2 separate regions of the Homo sapiens genome follow, and region 1 is linked to region 2. A link is a loop called in an ENCODE intact Hi-C map of the cell type or tissue named here. Cell type or tissue: PC-3. All regions are shown on one strand. Links, peaks and the distances in the headings refer to the core of each region. The heading gives the core; the rest is flanking DNA.

Region 1 (2,936 bases), core at 344-2,843, 360 kb before region 2:
AAGGTAGGGATCACTTCCTCACTAAAAGGATGAATAGGAAGCAATTAAAGCAATACTGTCAGTTAGATTTTAAATATCATATTTGGACCTAAGTTTATTATCAGTATAATGAGGATCATAGTGAAAATTATAGAATTAATAGGGCTAAATATTTATTAGAATTGTGTGCAACATAGATTGAACAGTATATAAGCATTATCATTCACATTTAATAATTAAGCTGTTTCAATGCCCACAATGTGCAGGAATTCCACTGGTTTTAATAAACTGTCCCACTAAATAACAATAAAATTCAACTCTCACAGTAGAAAGAGATACTCAAACCATTGGTATTTTCCTGCCCCCCACAACCCCAAAATCCCTGTCCGCTACTCACATCCTTTTGCTGTTGCTTATAAACCCTCTTTATAAGAGTCCACTGTACCTGATTAATGCTCAATTTGTTCTTCATTACTGTACTGTCTATGACTTCATTCTCAGTCTTCCTTAAGGCAAGTCCTGTGTATGCTGCAGTTTGATTAGTGGTAATGACAGTGACTGCAAATGAATCTGTCTAATAACATAGGGCCATTGTCTGTGGGCACGCAAAAGGAAACTGAGAATTTTCTCTCTGATGTGATGGCATTATCATCATGAAAGACATTTCCTTTTCTTGTATCTGGGCTTACTCTGACTATGGAGATTAATGAGAACAGGTGTTAAAGAGCCATGGTAAGCTGACTGACTCACACACATGGGACAAAGGTGTGTAAGAGCCAGCTGTGGTACCTGAAAGGTGGACTTTTCCTAGCAGGAAAACCACCAATAAAAACCAACAGCAGACATAACTGGAACAGGATTCTATAAAACCCCTGTGTGGAGGCTCAGGGATTCAACATTAATTTCCAGGAGAGCCAGGGCAATGGATAGAGTGAGAGAAACTCTGAACATTTGAGAATATGACCAAAAATATAAAACACTTTAGCATCTTCACAATCAATACAGTCATCCTAGTGTATATAAACTAAACATCAATCTTGGTCATAATTACACTTTCCCTTTTTGAATTTTTTACCTATTACAACTTTTAGATAATTTTAATCCTTGTCATTAAATTACTAAAATTTAGAAAGTAGAATGAATCAAAACAATGAGGCTTTACTAGTATATGGAGATAGCTTACTGGACCCTAACAAAGTAAATTTGCTATTAAGAAAGATATCTCCAAAACTATGTTTCTAAAAGGGACTTCCAGGGTCAAGCTAGGTCAGCATTTTGGTAGGATTGATGCCAGAAAACACAGCTGCTACTGAAACATTTTTTCAGAAAAGGAAGTTCACCCTCTGAGTCATTTCAGATTAAATCTTCATCGCAGGCCTGTGTATGTGTTTTAAAGGAAGGTCTATAATCAGAGGTCCAATTGTTAGCAACTCTGGACATAATCTCAGGATAACAATTCAACCATTCAAATGCTCAAGGCTGAGAGTAAATACCACTTTTCTGTGGTTAAGAAAATAATAAATTCCGGAGGATCCACCACAGATAGCTCAATTACCCCATCAAGAGTTATCAACTACAGTCAGTTCTCCTCTGTGCTCTCTGGTGATAATGCACACAGCATCTGTTCCATTTTTCTCTTTGCGTTGCCACTTCTGGGTAATGTTATTGAAGCATCACCAATGGGTTAAACAAAAGCTGACACTTCAAGAGGAAGGAATGAAAAAGTTGCAGTGCTCGGAATAAGACTATTAAACCTGGGAGGAGTGAACCTATACCTGGAATAGAGAAAATGGAATGAGGTAGAACTGTTTTCACTTTGGAAATAGAGGCAAAGAAATATAAGTGAGTGGGAAACCTGGAAGGAGCCCAATTAAGAAAACAGTAGAGTTTCTCCTATCCCTCTGGTTAGTAATATAGATCTGGGAAGTCCCAGTGTGAGCAGACATCCTTGACTTTGTAGTCTTAAAATAAATGTGAAAGGAATTTTAAGAAGGGCATAAATTTTACAAGATTGCCATAATGCAGCTCTAATGGTTTACTGAGAATAGTGACAAAGTATAGATATGTTGCTATTTTATTTTAGAGAAATTCTGACCTAAACCTGAAGGAAATTTTTCACTAACAAAACGAAATACATTTATTGAATCTTAGGAGATAAGGTTCACATCTTTTAAACTTGGCTTAAGCCATGCTTCAGGCATTATTACATAGGACAGTAAGACTTTTAGTTTTTAACTTTTTGTTAACTAAGCATGGTCTCAGGTTTTACTATATTTTGTTTGGTTTGAATTGGGAAGTTCAGCACTGGAAGATATATGGAGCAGAATTATAATAATAATAACAAAGCAACAACAAACTACAATCACATTTTGCTCTAATCAGTTATACTGAGTCCATGCTATTAACTACCTCAAATTTGAAGTAGATGGAAAGAAATACAGGAAAGATAGGAAATACTGGATGCCTACCAAGTTCTCACAAAATCACCATAATTCTGGAATTGTTTTCACTATTCCACAAATGAAGAATTATGACTCATTTAAGTATTATTTTAAAGCTAACACAGCTAATAGATGCGTAAACTGGAATGCAAACATAGCACATATGATTTTATACCTTGTGTTCTTTCCACTAAATCTTACCACCTACTAAACAATTGTATTATCCATTCTATTATGTGAGCCTAATCAGCAGAAAATAGCATGTTCTCCTCAGTAAGCAACAGATAAAGAGAACCATGGCAGCCCTAAATAAAATAATAAAGGAAGCCATGGAAAGTTTTGATACGATAATTTATTGATATCACTGCTTCTCCTCCACTTCTTCTAATAAAGTTGCTACAGTTTCCAGACCATATGTGTCCCTTAGCCTCTGGGCAAATTGTAAGGTTACCAGAAGAAACTAAACACAATTCCTCTTCCTGCCATTGTGAATATCCAAGCTGAAGAAATGATGCT
Region 2 (2,936 bases), core at 319-2,818:
AACTTACAGTAATCAAGACGTTATGGTATTGGTATAAGAATAAACACATAGATAAATAAAATAAGATTGAGTGTCCAAAATTAAAGTCATGTTTTTGGTCAATTACTTTTCAAGAAGGGTTCGAAGATAGTTAAATAGGAAAATAATGGTGTTTTCAACTATTTTCTAAGTCAATTGGATAATCATATTAAAAGAAGAAATTTGGACCTCTATCTCAAGCCATGTACAAAAACTAACTCAGAATGTATCAAAAACTTACATGTAAGAAGTAAGGTATAATGTAAAGAAGTTTTGTCTTTAAATGTGTGGTTAAAACATCGTATGTTCTCACTCATAAGTGGGAGCTAAGCTATGAGGATGCAAAGGCATAAGAATGACACAATGGACTTTGGGGAATCAGGAGAAAACGGAGGGAAGAAGGTGAAGGATAAAAAACTACAAATAGGGGGCCGGGCGCGGTGGCTCACGCTTGTAATCCCAGCACTTTGGGAGGCCGAGGCGGGCGGATCACGAGGTCAGGAGATCGAGACCATCCTGGCTAATCGGTGAAACCCAGTCCCTCCTAAAAATACAAAAATACAAAAAATTAGCCGGGCATGGTGGCGGGCGCCTATAGTCCCAGCTACTCGGAAGGCTGAGGCAGGAGAATGGCGTGAACCCGGGAGGCGGAGCTTGCAGTGAGCCGAGATAGCGCCACTGCAGTCCGGCCTGGGCGAAAGAGGGAGACTCCGTCTCAAAACAAAACAAAACTACAAATAGGGTGCGGTGTATACTGCTCGGGTGATGGGTGCACCAAAATCTCACAAATCACCACTAAAGAACTTACTCACGTAACCAACCATCCCCTGTTCCCCAATAACTTATGGATATAAAAATAAATAAATAAATGAATAAATAAATACACCAGGCAAATGATAAATGTCAAAAATAAAAAGTAAATTAAAAAAATGTGTGGTTAACTGGTTAATGATGATATTGTGTGTGTATTTTCTCGTCTCTTGCTGCTGACATACATCTAAGATGTTTAAAAAGATTTGTGTATATCAAAATGTTTATTATTTAGGTTGCATGTGTAATCTGTAAATTAAGTTTGAAAAGGCACAATGAAGGCTTTCAAAGAGCAAGGATTAGCAAGAGGACAAAAAATTTTGATTTTAGACGCTGAGGCAAACACAATAATGACTGAAGTAGCTGTGAATATAATGCCATTGTAATGTAATTAAATTTCATATCTTTATTGAAAAGTAAATTCCACCCCTACCCCCTACTACAACAAGACTCCAGATGGCAAGGTAAAGTTTTGCAAACTGTATATGAAACCAGAGAAAGCATATTTTAACATAATTTAAAGTATACTCATTGAAAGCTTAATCCATAATCTATAAAACATGTTCCCATTTTTGTAACATATATTCCTCTTTTTATAACATATAACATATTGCATTATTGCTAATAGAGCACCTAGTATATAAAATTTTTGGTGGGCAATACATTTCTAAAACATCTGCTACATTTTAATTAAACTCCCTCCTTGAACATACTTTAGATTCTATTATGGACTAGCAGAACACAAATGTAATTTTTTTGATTTTTGTTTTGTTTTTTGTTTTCCAAAAGGAAAACAGTGCCACCTAATGTTAACTATCACTGATAATATATGTAGAAGTTTACATAATCTCACAGAAAACTAGATTCAAAAGATTTTTTCTTAAAATTATTTTAAAATTAATTAAATTACAATTTGAGACTTCTATGAAAGGAAAACCATTTATATTTGGAATTAAATTTCAGCAATAATTAAAGTAACTTTTCTGACATTTTCTTCAAACCCTCCACTTAATTTTTAACAAATTTGGACTATTAAGTCAAGTATTCTCTGATGGTGAATAATTGTATTAGGCACCTTTGCATTTCTTTTTGCACTAACACAGAGGTATTTAATAAACATTTACCAGGCTGGACTCTTACATAATGTAGCTGTGATTAAAAAAATTAAATTCTAAACAGATGAAAGAATAAAGTGAAGGAAATGAGAAGATATATATTAATTGTCCATTTTTATATTGTAAAGATAATGCATCATCATTATAGATGACTGGAAAAATTCCAAAGTAGAAGAAAAAATAAATGATCTTATCAGAAAAAACTACTATATACCTTTGGACTATTTTCTTAGAGGGTTTCTAGATGTAGTTTATACTGTTTTTTATATAATTCTATGACCATAATATGTTGTTAAAATTATAAATGTAATTTGCTTTCTTCGAAACTTCTTAAATATTTACATGTTATTTTATCATTTCTAAACATTAATTTAGACTTTCATTATATTTATTTCAATAGAATAGTGTTATTTACTTAGCCAATTCACTATTTGAGATATTTAGAATGCATTTCATTTAGTATATTTTGAATTTATAAAAAATGCTTTATATTTGCCATATATTCTTTTAGCAATATATATTTAATATGTATTTAGGCTAGAAGAGAATTCTTGTGATTCCATAAAGCTATTAATGTTCAAATTTTTCCATTTTTTAACTTTTCGCTTTACATATTTTTTAAATAAGAAAAATTGTATTTCCCTTATTTTAATGCTAATAAATCCAGAACCCCAAATTCTCGTTAGTTATACTAAAAATCTAAAATAGAACTCAGATCTTTATGTATTTTTCAATACTATACTATTGTGTATTCAAATATATTATTGAGAAAATATCATGTTTCTGTCTTTGTATATTCTCATGTGTTTGAATATTATTTTAAAATTTTTGACAGAAATTGATTTGATGGTCTCCCCTTAAGTGCAATTTAATTACCCGTCATTGCTCTAGAATAGTCTAATAGATTTAAGTTCACAGATGAGACAATCTTTTCCCCATAGAATCTATAAAATGATATTTTAGTAAAGTATAATATATTTACAGCTACATCAA

What was found. A loop is a pair of places that touch in the nucleus more often than their neighbours do. Peaks named below come from ENCODE experiments on the same cell type or tissue, not always from the same donor. Only the 100,000 strongest peaks of a DNase experiment are listed, where the experiment ranks them.
Region 1: a loop joins it to region 2, with 3 times the contacts of the local background. A loop is called at or near these places in 2 of 110 quality-filtered maps.

Annotation. Positions count from the first base shown.
Region 1 is chr10:65,340,133-65,343,068 of GRCh38, reverse strand. No RefSeq gene overlaps it. Among named protein-coding and RNA genes, the nearest start is that of LINC01515, 230 kb to the left of the region's middle. In PC-3, for the core only: no CTCF peak of the experiment used is centred there; a DNase peak (open chromatin) is centred at 1,368; H3K27ac peaks cover 543 bases.
Region 2 is chr10:64,976,815-64,979,750 of GRCh38, reverse strand. No RefSeq gene overlaps it. Among named protein-coding and RNA genes, the nearest start is that of LINC02671, 54 kb to the right of the region's middle. RefSeq lists an enhancer at 2,497-2,666. In PC-3, for the core only: CTCF peaks have their summits at 1,415 and 1,616 (motif pointing left); no DNase peak of the experiment used is centred there.